2 separate regions of the Homo sapiens genome follow, and region 1 is linked to region 2. Evidence: chromatin loops called from intact Hi-C (ENCODE). Cell type or tissue: heart left ventricle. All regions are shown on one strand. Links, peaks and the distances in the headings refer to the core of each region. The heading gives the core; the rest is flanking DNA. Region 1 has its middle 54 kb from the start of GLIS3. Region 2 overlaps RFX3 (regulatory factor X3).

Evidence for each region. Hi-C counts contacts between places; a loop is a spot of excess contacts. Peaks named below come from ENCODE experiments on the same cell type or tissue, not always from the same donor. Only the 100,000 strongest peaks of a DNase experiment are listed, where the experiment ranks them.
Region 1: it touches region 2 in a loop (2.8-fold over the local background); 9 of 110 quality-filtered maps call a loop at or near these places.

Annotation. Positions count from the first base shown.
Region 1 is chr9:4,350,062-4,358,403 of GRCh38, forward strand. It overlaps a transcript of GLIS3 not described here. Among named protein-coding and RNA genes, the nearest start is that of GLIS3, 54 kb to the left of the region's middle. In heart left ventricle, for the core only: no CTCF peak of the experiment used is centred there; no DNase peak of the experiment used is centred there.
Region 2 is chr9:3,471,523-3,479,864 of GRCh38, forward strand. All of the region lies in intron 1 of RFX3 (regulatory factor X3), which reads right to left. Among named protein-coding and RNA genes, the nearest start is that of RFX3, 50 kb to the right of the region's middle. RefSeq lists a silencer at 387-681 and enhancers at 4,080-4,229, 6,749-7,948, 6,971-7,020. In heart left ventricle, for the core only: no CTCF peak of the experiment used is centred there; no DNase peak of the experiment used is centred there; H3K27ac peaks cover 657 bases.

The sequences.
Region 1 (8,342 bases), core at 201-8,200, 880 kb after region 2:
TGCAAGTTACACCAGCTCAGAGACAGCTGATAGCAGCATAGTGAGAAGGGATCAGGCATAGGAGTTCCATCACCGCAGAGGTCAGAGAAGACCGAGAGCTATCACAAGGCCCAGTGGCGATGGGAGACTCCCTTCCTCCACCACCGCATGGCCATGTTTGCTATACCCGCAAGGCACCTATTCACCAGCACCTTGGAGAGCAAAGAGGGAATAGGCGGAAATGTGAGGAACTGGGCACGTTTAAATCAAAAGACTGAAAATTAACTTAAAGAGACTATTTCAGTTATTGCACTGGGCCACATTTACTGGATTTGACTTAAAATTTATATTTTTTCCTCCCATCTCTATATGGATAGAAACAATTGACACAAATGGAATCAAGTAATAGAAAATTTCTTTAAACTGCATTTTCACTATTCACCTGTGCACAGTGTAAATTTATAATCCTGCCGTACTATATCTCTCTGAAATTTTTAAAAATATTTTTATTTTAAAGTCTCTTTCAGAACTGCTTTATTATCTCTATTTTGGGGTGGGGATAAGGAAGACTGAACTCTTCTTCCAGAATCCAAAATGTTAAATTGGACAAAAAGACCCCACCTTTGGTATTTCTCTCAAATCAAGTAATATCCTCCTTCATTCTGGACCAAGGAAGAGTTGGGATTGATGTGTCTCTGCTGCCTCTATGTCTCTTCTACCCAAAATGCCTTGGGGTAAAAAACATCAGGGTTTGTTTTGTTTTGTTTTGTTTTTGTTTTTGTTTGTTTTTGTTTTCTTCCAGTTTCTGTCTCCTCAGGACTTTCCCTAGTACCACTAGTACCAGAACCAGCTACGTAATTTTGGGGCCCAGTTCAAAATGAACAAGGGCTCTTTGATCAATAAACCATTTGTGGCTCTTCTAAGCCTGGGGCCCTGTGTGTCTGTGTAGGTCACACCGCCATGAAGCTTGTCCTATCTATATACAAGGCCTTGAAGTGCTGGGCCCTGGGCTTCACTTCTCTGTATAATAATCCATTTCTTTCTGATTCTGGCCTGTTTCTTAGACCTTAAGGCTGGTTGGGATAGCCTCTCTACACTTACAGGGAGCTGGAGAATTGCTTGAACACAGGAGGTGGAGGTTGCAGTGAGCCAAGATCAGGCCACTGCACTCCAGCCTGGGAGACAGAGTGAGACTCTGTCTCAAAAGAAACAAACAAACAAACAATTAACTGGGTGTGGTTATAGTCCCAATAAGCTGGGAGGCTGAGGAAGGAGGATCACTTGAACCTGGGAGGTTGAAGCTTCAGTGAACTGTAATCGCACCACTGCACTCAAGCATGGGCAACAGAGTGTCTCAAAAAAAAAAAAAAAAAAGGGAGGGTGAGGAGAAATCTTTTACATATCTCATAAAATATTTAGTGCTTGAGTTCATTACAAAAGTTTAGAATATACACTGAAAAACACAAAAATATCTTTCTCTAAGAGTTCTTTATTACTCAATTTATCACAGTAGTTGAAAAGGAATTTTCCATTTAATTGTTCAGATTTAGTGAAATTTTCATGGGCAAAAAGAGAAAAAAGTATGTAGTTCGGTAATGATGAACATCAAATGATAAGGAAAGATTTCATTTTTTTAAAAAAATGTTGTTTTTCCTTGAACTAGGGAGCACAAATGATACCCAAAGGACTCTCTGTCACTTACTGATGGGCCTTAGATTTTTAAAATTAGTTTCTAAGCCTCTTCAAAGAATCCAATTTTATCTTTAAGCTAGAAAACTGGAGCACAAAGAAGTCATTTTCAGAGAAAATGAATGCACAGTTTTCTTAAAAAAAAAATGCACACAGGATTCTGAATCTGGAGAAAAATATAAAACTAGTAGTGCCTGTATTTGAGTTACATTTTGGATCTAAAGAGTTTGATGTAACTCCTAGAGGGTTAATAGCTGCTCTTGGTTAAAAAGTAAATAAGCAAGATCAATTTTCTAAAATCTCTTTCTTTTCATGAAGTAAACTTCAGCGTAAGTACAAGCTACAGTGTTCGTGAAGACAGACTCACAACTACGATGGAAAAGTAGATTTCTGTTATTATAGAGGAAGCTTGTCTCAATCCATGCTTTGTCTCCTTTACATAAAAAAATACAGTCATTGTATTAAACTCTGCCAACATCAGTAAAACTCAGGCGACACCCAGTTGTGTTCTCTTTGGGGAGGCTAAGTGATTTTCTCAAAGTCATGCAGGAATATGGCTCAGGAACAAGGGAGCCACCTGAGGTTGGCCTATGACTACTAAAATTACACTGAGCCCTTTGTGTAGAGTCCCTTGGTCATTTATCTCCAAATTAAAATAGCTCACAATTCACCTTGGGTCCTTTTGGCCTGTGAGGGTATGGGGACATAGAAATACAGAGGACTAAGGCATGGTGGGGCATCTTTTGGGTAAACCCAAGGGCCTTCCCTGATTCCCAGGATCAGAGAGCACAGAATGGAAACCAAACAACCATGCTCTTTAGAGATGGCCGTTTAAGTGAACTCTGTCTTGGGTTAGGCTACTTCTGTAGAGGGAGGTTTCTTCCTTTGGCCATCACCAGCTTTTGTGGGCACAGACCTGGTTAGTGGGGAGATGATCAAGACCATCGCAGGCCTGAAGGGCTATGTGTGGCCATGGGCAGTTCAGCTGGCCCTTGTGCCTTTGTGCTGCTGGCTCTTGGCAACAATACTTGGATGGAGAGATCAAAATACAGAATTGGTCATAAATAAACTTTCTTGGATGTTGGCCAAAAATGAATCTTCATAGTTAGGTAAACCATGAAGAGAATTTGTGAACTTTAAAAGAAAACCATATCCTGTGGTGCATGGAAAAAATCCAGTTTTCTATACATTTAGTAGGTGTAAGTAGCCACTTGTCAGGCTAAGATATAGGGTCCTCTCGCTCCTTCAGGGTTCCAGACCTCAGTGGTTTTTTGGCTCATTGGTTTGGTTAGGAGATCAGTCAGCTCTCTGGAAAGTTTTTTCAGCCTGGGGTATGGTGGCCACCTCTCAAGACTCAGCCGTGTCTTTGGATTCCTGGGTGAACAATACAACTTGACCGAAATTTCTGTTGCTCTGAGACTCTGAGAAGTTCCCTCTCTTGACATCCCTGTGCCATTAAAGGCTAAAACTTGAGGCAAAAGTAAGCAGACTTCTGTACCCTACCAGCCAGGCAAAACCACAGGCTGGGTACAGATGTCTGTAGCCCAGCAACTCCTCAAAGACTCCACTGTCTTTTTTGTGCATGAAATTGCTTGCTATATGATCTGATTTTGTGAAGTCTCGGTCCTCTGATTTCAGGCAGCTTTCTTTAAACTATGAGAAGGAGGTGTGGGAGTTAACGAGCAGCAAAACTACTCAAGTCCATTGAGCCTCAGGATTCCAAAGTTCAGGGCCAGGGATTGTCTCTGGACTCAGCCCAGCCAAGAAATGAGTAAGGCATTTCCAGAACTGCCTCTGGGCACTGGCATGTGTACTTGTGTGTTGACAGCAAAACTAAGGACTGTACTCTGATTCCTTACTGAAGAGTATCTCTCAGCGGGTCCAAAGTCAAGAAGTTACCCAAAACGGGCCGTAATCTGGAGTAAGCTAGAGTCTAAGATCATCTCGAGATAGAGCCAGATCCCTCCCCTAAACCACACAGCAGAATAGTCCTCCGTCGTTTTTCTGGGGGCCTCCTTATCCGCTGCACAAAGATGTATGTTCTGAATTATATGTGTTGAACTTAATTCGGTGCCTGTAGCTGTTGATTTGCTTTTGTTTCCCACAGTCTCCTCTGAAGAACTGCAGGAAATCTGTCGCCCAGGATGGAGTGCAGTGGCGCGACCTCGGCTCACTGCAAGCTCAGTCTCCCAGGTTCACGCCATTCTCCTGCCTCAGCCTACCCAGCAGCTGGGACTACAGGAGCACGCCGCCACACCCGGCTATTTTTTTTTTTTTTTTGTATTTTTAGTAGAGACAGGGTCTCACCGTGTTAGCCAGGATGGTCTCTATCTCCTGACCTCGTGATCCGCCTGCCTCAGCCTCCCAAAGCGCTGGGATTACAGGCGTGAGCCACCACGCCCGGCCAACTGCAGGAAAATTCTTGATAGCCAAGAGGGCTTTTTAAAAAAGAGTGTTATGCTAAACTTGCAAATCAGACAATGGCAGGCAAAGGCACATGAAATTAGACTCCCCATCTGAAACTGAGTACTTTCTCCAGCCAAACTTCCTGAGACCTTTTTGTGTGTTTGAATGAGATTTAGTTCGCACTCTTGAAACAGGACACCTCTCTTCATGCCATATGGATGAGGGTATAAGCACCCTGTTAGCAGGCATGGGGTCCCTAGCCAGAGTCACCTCCTTGAGTGAGTGGGTGATTATTTCTTTTCTTTTGCTATATTTAACCAAGAATTATACACTACATCCCAGGATCTCACTTTCTATAGACTATATTCCCTACAATAATAACTGCTTACCCTCCAGAATCCACGTGACCCATCTTATTCAGGTCAAAACCTCAGTGCACGGGATTGTCCCAGGCACAGTTTAGCACAGCCGCACTCACATGGAACAGTGCACTATTCAAGGGGCTTTCTCGAGCCTCTCACTGCGGTCCTGGGATCAGGAGAATAACCCCATTGGCAGCACTGGAGTGATGCATAAGTGTCCCTGAGCTCCTTGATCAGATGACACTCTCCCTCTAGGAAAACATGCTACCCCAAATTCCACCCTCAAAGAGTCATTCCTTTGGAATAAGCTACTGTCACCTTTAAGAGTTCCCTGAGTAGCCGGACATGGTGGCTCATGCCTGTAATCCCAACACTTTGGGAGGCCGAGGTGGGCGGATCACTAGGTCAGGAGATCGAGACCATCCTGGCTAACACGGCGAAACCCCATCTCTACTAAAAATACCAAAAATTACCCAGGCGTGGTGGCGGGTGCCTGTAGTCCCAGGTACTCGGGAGGCTGAAGTGGGAGAATTGCTTGAACCCTGGAGGCTTGAACCCGGGAGGCGGAGGTTGCAGTGAGCCGAGATCACACCACTGCACTCTTAGCCTGGGCGACAGAGCGAGACTCCATCTCGAAAAAAAAAAGAAAAAGAAAAAGAAAAAAGAGAGAGAGTTCCCTGAGTCAAAGTAGTAGAGTTGGAAAGTGTCCTGGATTTGGAGTTGGGCACATCTGGGTCCCAAAGCAAACTCTGCCACTTGGCGGCTGTGTGACTATCTGCAAGCAACTTAACCTCCTTGAGCCTCAGGTTGGCTTTGTGTAAACTTACAGGGCTCCTGTAAGGCAGGGCTCATTTAGGCAATGCATATAGAGGGGTAAGCACATGGCTGATATCTTGTAGGTGCCCAATAAACTATAGGTATCACTATGATTATTAAATACAAGCACTTCTAGGAACAATAACTTGGCACGAAATAGACAAGTTTCCTTTGACACAGTACATAGCTAGCTCAAAATCAGGTAAAGAATGAAATGGGTGCTACTCTCCTAGTGACACCTCATAGCCCAGGAACTGTAAGAAGGATCTCAGAAAAGAGGGGAAGGAGGAGTCAAAGACAAGCTTTATCACCTTTGGAATCTGGCTTCTTAATCATACCCCATCTTTTAACAGCTAGGGACACTAACTCAGCAAACCTCTTGGCTAATGTCATATAGTTAATTGAGCAGCAGCTGGAATGAGAGCCTATACACCCTGTTTCCAGCCATAGACCCTTTTCACCAACTGAGCATTGCACCTATACAATGATGAAAGAGTCAGTGGTGGCAAAACACTGGATCAGGAATCAAATACCTGCTTTCTAACTAGAAAGGGGCATGTGGGAAAGTCCTGGGGGCAATGAAATGTTCTATATCTTGATTAGCATGCGTTTGGTATGGTTACATAGACATACATATTTATCAAAATGTATCAACTGGGCACTTCAGTTCTGTGTGTTCTATGGTACAAAAATTATACATCAGTAAAATTAGTTAGTCAAAAAATATATTTTCCAGCCCCAGCTCTAACACTAATGAGCTGAGTGGTCTTGGCCAAGTCAATCCAAGTCGACTCTCTTTGCTTTACCTTTCTTTTCCTTGTAATGATGGGTTATAATTAGACAAAGTTCCTTCCACCTCAACAATATGATTTGGTAAACAGGACCTCTTTCTTTCATTTCAGTCGCTATTGTATTCACACTGAGTTCAGCAGCAGAGCCGGAGAGACTGGCCCACAATTTAGGAGGACTGGGGACTGGTATGTGCAAGTGATCCAGTGTCTTTCTTTTGCATCACTAACTCTCCAGCTACACTTTAAAGAGCATGATTGGTTTTCCACAGGGATCCGACAAAGCAATATGATTGAGCCCTGGTATGAGAATGATCTGGCCTCAGAAAAGTTGTATCTGCCACCAGAGATAACAACTTTCACATGGAGAGCAGAGAAAATGTTTCCTGGACAATGGGAATGACTGACAGATATTAGATGGGAGGAAATTGAAGGCTTTGCCAAGTTTCATGATAAAATGCTATTTCTCACGGTAGGGTCAAGCTGTCTCTATTGCAGCTATTGCTTTTAAAATACAAAGGGAACACAGCAGATTCAACAGAGTGCATCAGATTTTACAAAGAGTATGTGATCAAAGACTGCTTGTTTCATTTATAAATGAAATCGCATGACTATTAGAGCAACAAAGATCATCAACAATGAATTTGGAATTTGCTGATGAACCAAAAGCTGAAAAACATCAGTAAGAAAATCTCTAAAGGTTTGATTACAAAGCCTTTTGGATGTAAAATGCCCACCAATGTTTGCAAGATTACACATGTAAAAAGGTTAAATTGGACTTTCAGGCAAGAGCATTATACCAGGAGCTGGAATTGGCATTTTCAAAATATTTTAATAAGTGTTTCAAAAGGTGGAATATATTGACTGGTACGAAATCTTACTGTTTCCAAAGACTAGAAATCTAAAATTGAAATCTAGCATGTATAAATCATTGAATATTAGTGAGTTTACTTATACAAACAGAACTGAAACAAAAGTTCTATTTTAGTTTCAAGTTGCATTTAAAAATGAGTGGAATTTGTTCTTATTTAAAATCTTTGGGGAATAACCCTGTGATCTTTAATTTTGTATCAACTTGACTGGGTTACAAGGTGCCCAGAAGTTTGGTTAAACTTTATTCTGGTTGTGTCTGTGAAGGTGTTTCTGGATGAAATTAACATTTGAATCAGTAGATTGAATAAAGCAGATTGCCCCTCCCAAGTGTGGGTGGGCCTCATCCAATCCCCTGGAAGCTTTAATAGAACCACAGCCTGAGTAAGGAAGAATCCCCTCTCTGACTGTTTTCAAGCTGGGAAATCAGTCTTCTCTTGCCTTCAGTTTGGACTAGATTTTACACTATCGCTCTCCTGCTTCTCAGGCCTCCAGACTCAGACTTTATCCCATAAACTCTCCTGGGTTTCCAGCTTGCTGACTGTAGATCTCGGGACTTTTCAGCCTCCAGAATAATGTGAACTAATTCCTGTGTGTGTGTGTGTGTGTGTGTGTGTGCATGTGTATGTGTCTTCTATTGGGTCTGTTTCTCTAGAAAACTCCTCAAATGACTCATTGACTCACGTGAACATCATTCAACTTTCAACTTTTTGGGGATTAGGTATCAAAATTTACATTGAGCATAAGCCTTTGATCAAACTAGTGGCCTTCTAGGAATTTATCCTACAGAAATACCTGGACATGGTCAAAGAACTGAATACAGGGATCAGGGCCACCACATTGCATAGTGTCAGGAGGCACCATTCCCATTGAATCTGTGTCAATGGTGCCTCTGAAGTGGACAAAGATGTTTGCTGTTAAATTGTTTGAAATGGCAAACGAACAACGCAAATTTCCACCATTAGAGGGTCATTAAACAAGTTATATTACATCTACATTATAGGATATTATGGATATTATGCCTTTGTTTTTTAAAAAATAAGATAGGTCTGTATGATCTAATAAGAACAGATGCCCAAGATGAGAAAAGCAAGGACAAGGGCAGAACAGTGTGTACAGTATGTTCCCATTTGTGTGTATGTATATGTGTGTATGTACATATCCATATGTATATATGTGTATGTGTGTATATATGCAAAGAAAATTTCCAGAAGGCTGCATAAACTGTAAATACTAGTTGCTGCTAGAAAGTGAGACTGGTCGCCAGAGTAACAAGGAATTCTGCTTTTTTTTGTATACTCGTTTTAATGCTCGATTTTTTTTAACCATGGCCTAGTATCACTTTTGTAATTTACAAAAAAAAGAGACTAATACAAAGTTGATAAATTTATTCAATAATTATCAGGTACCAAGCAATGTCCCAAGTACCTTC
Region 2 (8,342 bases), core at 334-8,333:
CTCTAAGTGTGAAATTCATTAAGTATAATTGAACTCATGAAAGCATTGTTTATGCCTATGTGTGGCATAATCACTTATGTTCCCAATATAGAATTACGTTTAAAATATATCTGTCTAAGACTTTTAAGAAAATTCTCACCCAGATTTTGAATGATCAAGAATAAGGTGGCTAGTTATTAGAAAAAATCCTCCTTAAATCCCAGCAAGGGGGAAAAAGGGATGCCTAATTTGGGAGTTTGTTGAATTATAAATCAGCCTTCTCCTTACATCCAATTTATAGAACAGACAGCAGTACTGCCTAGAATTCTGTCTTCACTTCTTCAGAATCTTTCTACCAAATGCACTGCGATTACTGAATGATCTTATTTAGTAAACCAGCTTCTTGCCCCTTCATTAGGTCCTAATCTAAATTATAGTATAAAGACATAGGTTTTCTACTCGTGGCTGACTTATGATAAACAGCACTGGCTGGCCATGTGGCCTGATGAGGTCCTGGGACACAGAAGGGTCTTTTTTTGGACTTTATCAGTCTTAGGGCAGGCAATTTATTTTGAGCCAGAAAAATAAAATATAATCTTAGGCCATCTGGTTCTGTAACGCACTGTATTTGTTTAGAAAGGTCACTGTTGTCAAGTTATTGAATGTTATCTCTGGAATTGACAGGAAGAGGGAAGTTTTTGAAAGAAGGCCAAGAATATTAAAGCACCGGATATTAAGGTGTAAAGCAGTATTTAAAAGCTTGGGCTTTAGTGTTAAACAGACCACAGCTCAAATCCTAGCTCCACCACTTACTACTTAAATGACCTTGGGCAAGTCACTTTCTTTCTTAATTCAATTTTCCCCATCTATAAAATCTAGATAACACACCCTAGTGAGATACTGTAATGAGAAAATGATGTAATACATATATGTCACTAGCTCATAGTTATCATTCAAAATTTATGTAATAATTATTTTCAGTATAATTTTTGTTCTAATTTTTGTTTTACCTGAAACCAAAATTTTCATTACTTTTATAAACACTTCTCCAGACAGCAAAGTATAATTCCAATACAGAATCACAATTTATACTATACAAAAGATACGGATTTAGAGCCTATCCCTAACAAAAACTTCAATCTATCGTAAGGATTTAAGCAACATTCATTTCTTTGTTAAATCAGATATGTAGCAACCATTATTTTGTCAGTGAAATGATTGAGTTACTGTGTCAGTGAAGAATGAATACTAGGCTTATCAAATCCCTATCTGAACAACTTCAGGGGGACCAATACTGCTGTTTTATTGGACAACTGCTATAGTATCCTGATGTTCCTATGCAATAGTTATTTTCTGTACATTATGTAGTTTTCTATTAATGTTGCACAGCAGTATTATGATCCAACTACTGCAGTAACGAGATGATCCAGAGTTGACTTAGACAGGCTATTCAGGCCCTTTCCTTTTGTGAGATTAGCAATGTGGTTAAAAATATAGTAATAATTAAAACACTCATTAAAAAATAGCTCAATCAAAACTCCATCTAGAATGTTGCTGAGGAGCAACAGTTTCGATTCAGCATGCCAGAGTCTGGATCGACTTATATATCCCTTAAGAATCTCAATGGTAGGCAAACACTTCACCTGTGGAATTATCTCCACACATAATTGGATTTCCCAAATCAAAGTAGGCACTATAAGCCAGGGCAAAAGCTGCAGTCTTAGGCTAGAGAAGAAGATTTCCATCTGTTTTCTACTTCAAGTATTAGCTGCTACAGAGTTTCCCCTTTGGTGTCATAATAACAGGCACATATTTTTCATATGAACTACTGGGTTCTCTTATTTCTCCACAATACTGAACTGAGAGATCTGAAAATCACTAAAAACATATTTCTAACTCTGGGGTCTAGCCAAGAAGACTACCTACAGACTAACAAAAGTCTAAAACATGCGTACTGAATTAGGGGTTATAAAGATAAATGGATCCAAGAAATATATAAGCCTACATAGAATAATACACATGAGAAGCTCTCTTGATCAAGCTTCACTTACCCAGCTTGCTATGTAAACCCACATTGTTCATTTCCTCTTTAACCATACTGACAGATGCCCACAGAATACTGAAAACTCACAGCCTGCAGGAGTCTCTCTAGCATGCCCCTCAACACTTCTGCTCCCAACTGCTGAGCTGTATATTCACTCAGAACAATATTTGTTCCAAAACCTCAACAGGGGAGTTTTATTGTTATTGTAATTAGCTAATTTAATTAAATATCACATAAACCATAAAAGCAAAAATAAAAGGTCTTGTATCTTTAAAAACTAAGTCAAACGCATTGAAAAGACTTGATAAAGGCAAGTCACTGCAAAATACTGCTGTTGAAATAGGCAAAGATAAGAGAAATATTTTTAAACCTGGGAAAAATAATAAAATATAGAATATAATGTTTCTGAAAATGTAGCATGGAAGCCAAGCATAGAATACTGAGCCCCACCTTCCATAGTTTCTGATTCAGTAGGTCTGGAGTAAAACCAAAGAATTTGCATGCTATGAAATTCCCATGATGCTGAGGCTGCTGGGCTGGGAACCACACTTTGAGAACCACTGCTCTGCAAGTGTCTCAATTTTTTAATCTATATTAAAGAAATAAAGCATAAACTGGATATGACTTGTTATAGATGTAGATTTATATAAGACTTGCAGTTCCAATCAGCAAGCCTATATTGAAAAAAAGGCCCTTGGTCCTAGTCACAAAAACAGTCTATTTATACATTTTGCACATTTCAAGTTAAAATGTTAGTGAGAAGTATGCAGCACTTTTTATGACCTACTGTTTTAACTTTTTCTATTAACAGTCAAACTACAAGAACCAATCTCATCAGAAAAGATCCCTTGTCAAATACAGACTATGAAAGTACCACTGAAGTTTCAAAGTTCCTTTACCTACACCATTTGCAAGAAGGAAATTCCGTGATTGTCTCATTGGTTATAAGACTTCCCCGAAACACAAACTCATAGAAGCTCATAATATCAATGACGCTTTTAAAATTAAAGTTAAAAGGTTTAGTATCACTGTCTCCAATTTATAGATGAGATTACTGACTCAGAAGAAACATATCTAAAAGTAAGTCAGCCAACAAGTGGCAGCCAAGACTCTGAATACAGATTTGTCTCCAGAAACAGTGCTTATTTGCCCAAACCACAAAATATTGCAGTATAATCTTTAAAAGAATCAAAGACAGGTTTGCAACAATACACCATTAGAACCCTAATCAATCTAAATGTCTGTGAAACAGAAAATGACCAAACTAGCAGCCAGGTATGGTGGCTCATGCCTGTAATCTCCGCACTTTGGGAGGCCAAGGAAGGAGAATCACTTGAGGCAACCAAGAGTTGAAGACCAGCCTGGGCAACACAGGAAGATCCCATCTCCACAAAAAGTAAAAAATTAGCTGGGTGTGGTGACACATGCCTATAGTCCTAGCTACTCGGGAGGCTGAGGCAGGAAGATTGCTTGAGCCCAGGTGATCTAGGCTGCAGTGAGCTATAATTGTGCCACTGCACTAACAGCCTGGGCAACAGAGCAAGACCCTGTCTCCAAAAAAAAAAAAAGAAAGAAAAAGAAAAAGGAAGGAAGGAAGGAAGGTAGGTTGCCAACTATAAACAGTTATAAATGGATGCTTATAAGCATTATATCTTCATCTTGAACACTGTAGGGTCCAGCCCCACAGGGTCAGTGGGTTTTTCTCCCCGTGTGCAGAGACGAGAGATTGTAGAAATAAAGACACAAGACAAAGAGATAAAAGAAAAGACAGCTGGGCCCGGGGGACCGCAACCACCAAGACGCAGAGACCGGTAGTGGCCCCGAATGCCAGGCTGTGCTGTTATTTATTGGAAACAAGGCAAAAGGGGAAGGGTAAGGAGTGTGAGTCATCTCCAATGATTGACAAGGTCACATGAGTCACATGTCCACTAGACAGGGGGCCCTTCCCTGCCTGGCAGCCAAGGCAGACAGAGAGAGAGGGAGAGAGAGAGGACAGCTTATGCTACTATTTCTGCATATCGCATATACAGCGTATGCAATAGCATACGCTATTATTTCTGCATAATATTACAATATTGTTTCTGCATATCAGAGACTTTTAGTACTTTCACTAATTTTGCTACTGCTGCCTAAAAGGCAGAGCCAGGTGTACAGGATGGAACATGAAAGTGGACTAGGAGGGTGACCACTGAAGCACAGCATCACAGGGAGACAGTCAGGCCTCCAGATAACTGTGGGCAGGCTTGACTGATGTCAGGCCCTCCACAAGAGGTGGAGTAGAGTGTCTTCTCTAAACTCCCCTGGGGAAAGGGAGACTCCCCTTCCCAGTCTGCTAAGTAGTAGGTGTTTTCCCTTCGCACTGACGCTACCACTAGACCACAGTCTGCTTGGCAACAGGCATCTTCCCAGACGCTGGCGTTACCGCTAGACCAAGGAGCTCTCTGGTGGCCCTGTCCAGGCATGACAGACGGCTCACACTCTTGTCTTCTGGTCACTTCTCACTATGTCCCCTCAGCTCCTATCTCTGTATGGCCTAGTTTTTCCTAGGTTATGATTATAGAGCGAGTATTATTATAATATTGGCATAAAGAGTAATTGCTACAAATGATTAATGATACTCATATATAATATATATAATATATACATATAATTCATATGATATTCATATATAATCATGTCTATGTAGATCTAGTATAACTCTTGTTGTTTTATGTTCTTTATTACACTGGAACAACTCGTGCCCCTGGTCTCTTGCCTCGGCATCTGGATGGCTTGCTGCCCACAGAATATAATCATAAACATCATCTATAAGCTGAACTTATTAAGTGCCAAGAGAGGATCATCAAATATAGGGCACTGGAAGGTAGCTAGTTTATCAGCATTGATGCAAAGTTTAGTATTTATGGACTGCTTGAAAACAGGGGAAGAGATGAAGTAGCTCAGTGACAGCAATCACCATTAAGATGATGCCATTAAACCAAGTCAATTTTAGAAACTAGAGGCACAGACAAACAGCACCTTATCTCTGCCTTATAAGGTAGTGATGCATTCATGTTGTATTATAAATTCCAGAAGAGAACCATATCTGTAAAACTATGAAGGAATCCATCTTTTATGTATCATAAGCCCATCAATACAACTTTATAAGAATTGCTTTATTCAGTTGTGTTTTAAATAACTGGAGAAAAAAATGTTACAAACAAAAACGCATTTATTGGAATTGACAGGAAGAGGGAAGTTTTTGAAAGAAGGCCAAGAATATTAAAGCACCGGATATTAAGGTGTAAAGCAGTATTTAAAAGCTTGGGCTTTAGTGTTAAACAGACCACAGCTCAAATCCTAGCTCCACCACTTACTACTTAAATGACCTTGGGCAAGTCACTTTCTTTCTTAATTCAATTTTCCCCATCTATAAAATCTAGATAACACACCCTAGTGAGATATTGTAATGAGAAAATGATGTAATACATATATGTCACTAGCTCATAGTTATCATTCAAAATTTATGTAATAATTATTTTCAGTATAATTTTTGTTCTAATTTTTGTTTTACCTGAAACCAAAATTTTCATTACTTTTATAAACACTTCTCCAGACAGCAAAGTATAATTCCAATACAGAATCACAATTTATACTATACAAAAGACATGGATTTAGAGCCTATCCCTAACAAAAACTTCAATCTATTATTCAATCTATTTGTACATGTCTTTCATAATGCCTGTAGTTACCTTTAACCATTCCTCTTTATTTCTTCACACGGATTAAAATTTACCATTAAGTGTCCTTTCATTTCAACCTGAAAGACTCCCTTTAACATTTCTTAGAGTTCGTGAGAATCCTTTCAGTTTTTATCTATTTGGAAACGTCTTAATTTCACTTTCAGTTTTGAAGAAAAGTTTAGCTAAATAGAGAATTACTGGTTGACAGTCTTTTACTTTCAATGTTGAAAATGTCTTCTAGCCTCCAGGGTTTCTCGTAAGTCAGCTATTAAGCCTATTGAGGATTCCTTGTAACAAGTCATTTTTCTCCTGCTACTTTCAAGATTTTTCTTTAAATTCAACTATGATGGGTCTAGGTATGGATCACTTTGGGCTTATTCAACTTGGATTACAGTGAGCTTCTTGGATGTGTAGCACAGAGTAATATTTTTCAGCAAGTTTGGAAAGTTTTCTGCCATTTTTTTTTAAATATTCTTTCTGCCTCATTCTCATCTTCTGGGAATCCTATAATGTCCATGTTGGCACAACATTTAATGGAGTCACATAAGTCTTTTGAGACTCTGTTCATTTTTCTTTCTGATCCTCACATTGAACAATCTCTATTGACCTAACTTCGAGTTAAAAGATTCCTTCATTTGCCAATTTATATCTGTTGTTGAGCTCCTCTAGTGAATTTTTCATTTCAGTTATTATACTTTTAAGCTCCAGAACTTCCTTGTTTTTTAATAATTTCTATCTTTATTGATACTCTTTCTCTGGTGAAACACCATTCTGATGCTTCCCTTTAATTCTTTAGACATGGTTTCATTTAGTTCTTTGAATGTATTTGTAATAGCTAACTTAAAGACTACAAAGTCTAAAATCTAGGCTCCCACAGGGACTTTTTTTGTTCGTTTTTTATTATTTGTCTCTGTGTGTTTTATTTCCTGTTTCTTTGCATTTCTCAATTTTTGTTAAAACTGAACATTTTAGGTAATATATTTTAACAAATCTCATATCAGATTGCTCCACATTATTCCCCTAAATTTTTTAATCATCAGTGTGTTGTTTTTCTTGATGCTGATTCTTTAGTACTTTCATGAACGAATTTTACAGATCCTGTATTCCCCGTAGTGTGTGGCCACCGAGTTCTCTGCTAGAACTTTTTTTTTTTTTTTTTTTAGGATCTTGTTTTTATTTGTAAGCCTGGCTTCCAAGAAGTCATACCTGGACCAGTAAAATGTAGTAGTCAACCAATGATCATTTAAAAGATTTCCTTAAATGCTTTGCCTATATGTCTTCTACCTTTTGCCAAAGAAATCTTCATGAGAAGTCATACCTTCAAACTTCAGGAAGCTTACAAATAGCACTGATTTTCACTTCCTGCTTACACAGTGCCTCAAGATCAGTCAGAGGTGACATTCTCCTTTCCCAGGTCATTTCCGGGCATGTGTACAGACTTGCACATTGTACAGCCTTTTAAATACCCAGGAATATGCCAGAGCTTTCCAAAGTTCCCTATAGTTGGCTAGTTCTCCAGACTTTCCTTTTAAATTCCTGGCCAGATTCTTCCTTTGCCTCAACTGAAATCACAGCCTTAGGCAATTGACATTTTGCCAACAGTTTGCTATTGTTTCAGTAATGCCCTGGGGGTAAGCTTTTTCTTCCCCCAACTGAGCTGAGTTCAGAGTCAAATCAAATATCCAGCCACTCTCTCTGAAAAGAGTTTTCCCAGGGAGCTGCAAGTTGGGACAAAATATTAACTGTGCTCTGGGGATAGTGCCTTCAATGGGGCTCCAGAAGTGGTCAGCTCTCTCCATTGTCTGCAATACTGCCAGCTTTTAGCTACACCACTAAGCTGGAGAGAGAGATGAGAATAACCCCAAGTTAAAATATCGCAGACCCCACTGGTCTTCCCAAGATTCACTAGTTTTCTCTTGGACAGATGATTTTCAATTCATACTCCTGCTTAATTGCCAGAATTCTAAAATGGCTGATTTTCATTATTTTACCCATATTTTTGTTGTTGTATAGGCAGCACAAATTCACTGAGGCCCTCACTCCACCATTCTGGAAGTTGATCAAGTTCTGTAATATTCTGAATTTATAATTTTCAGGACAAAAAGATCTTAACCAAAAAAAACAAACCCTCACTTAGTTTGATTTTTTAAAAATATACTTAAAATTTTTAGATCACTGATTCTTATCTCTAATAGAAACTTATGAAAAAAATCTGTATTTCAGTACTTAAATGAGAGTGAAACAGATCTGTGAGACAGGAAAAAATAAACTGCATAAACAATTTATCACATCTTTCCTGTTAACTAATATGTGAATCATCAAAAACAAAGGTGATTACTGGTCTCAGAGCCACTCTCAGTCCTAAACGGCCTCTCAAATCTTTTGGGGACAACAGAAACAAGTAAAAGTGAGGAGGAAAGCCTAGTCCATCTTGTCTTACTTGGCTGACTGAGGCCAAAACCAACTATACTCTGATAGTAAGAAATTTTTTTAAAACCACAGAAAACTGGAAGTGGGAAATCGACAGAAAAGAAGAATCAGATACTTGACTTAGGAGGCAACCCTATCTCTTGAGATTTCTCTGAAGAGACTCAGAA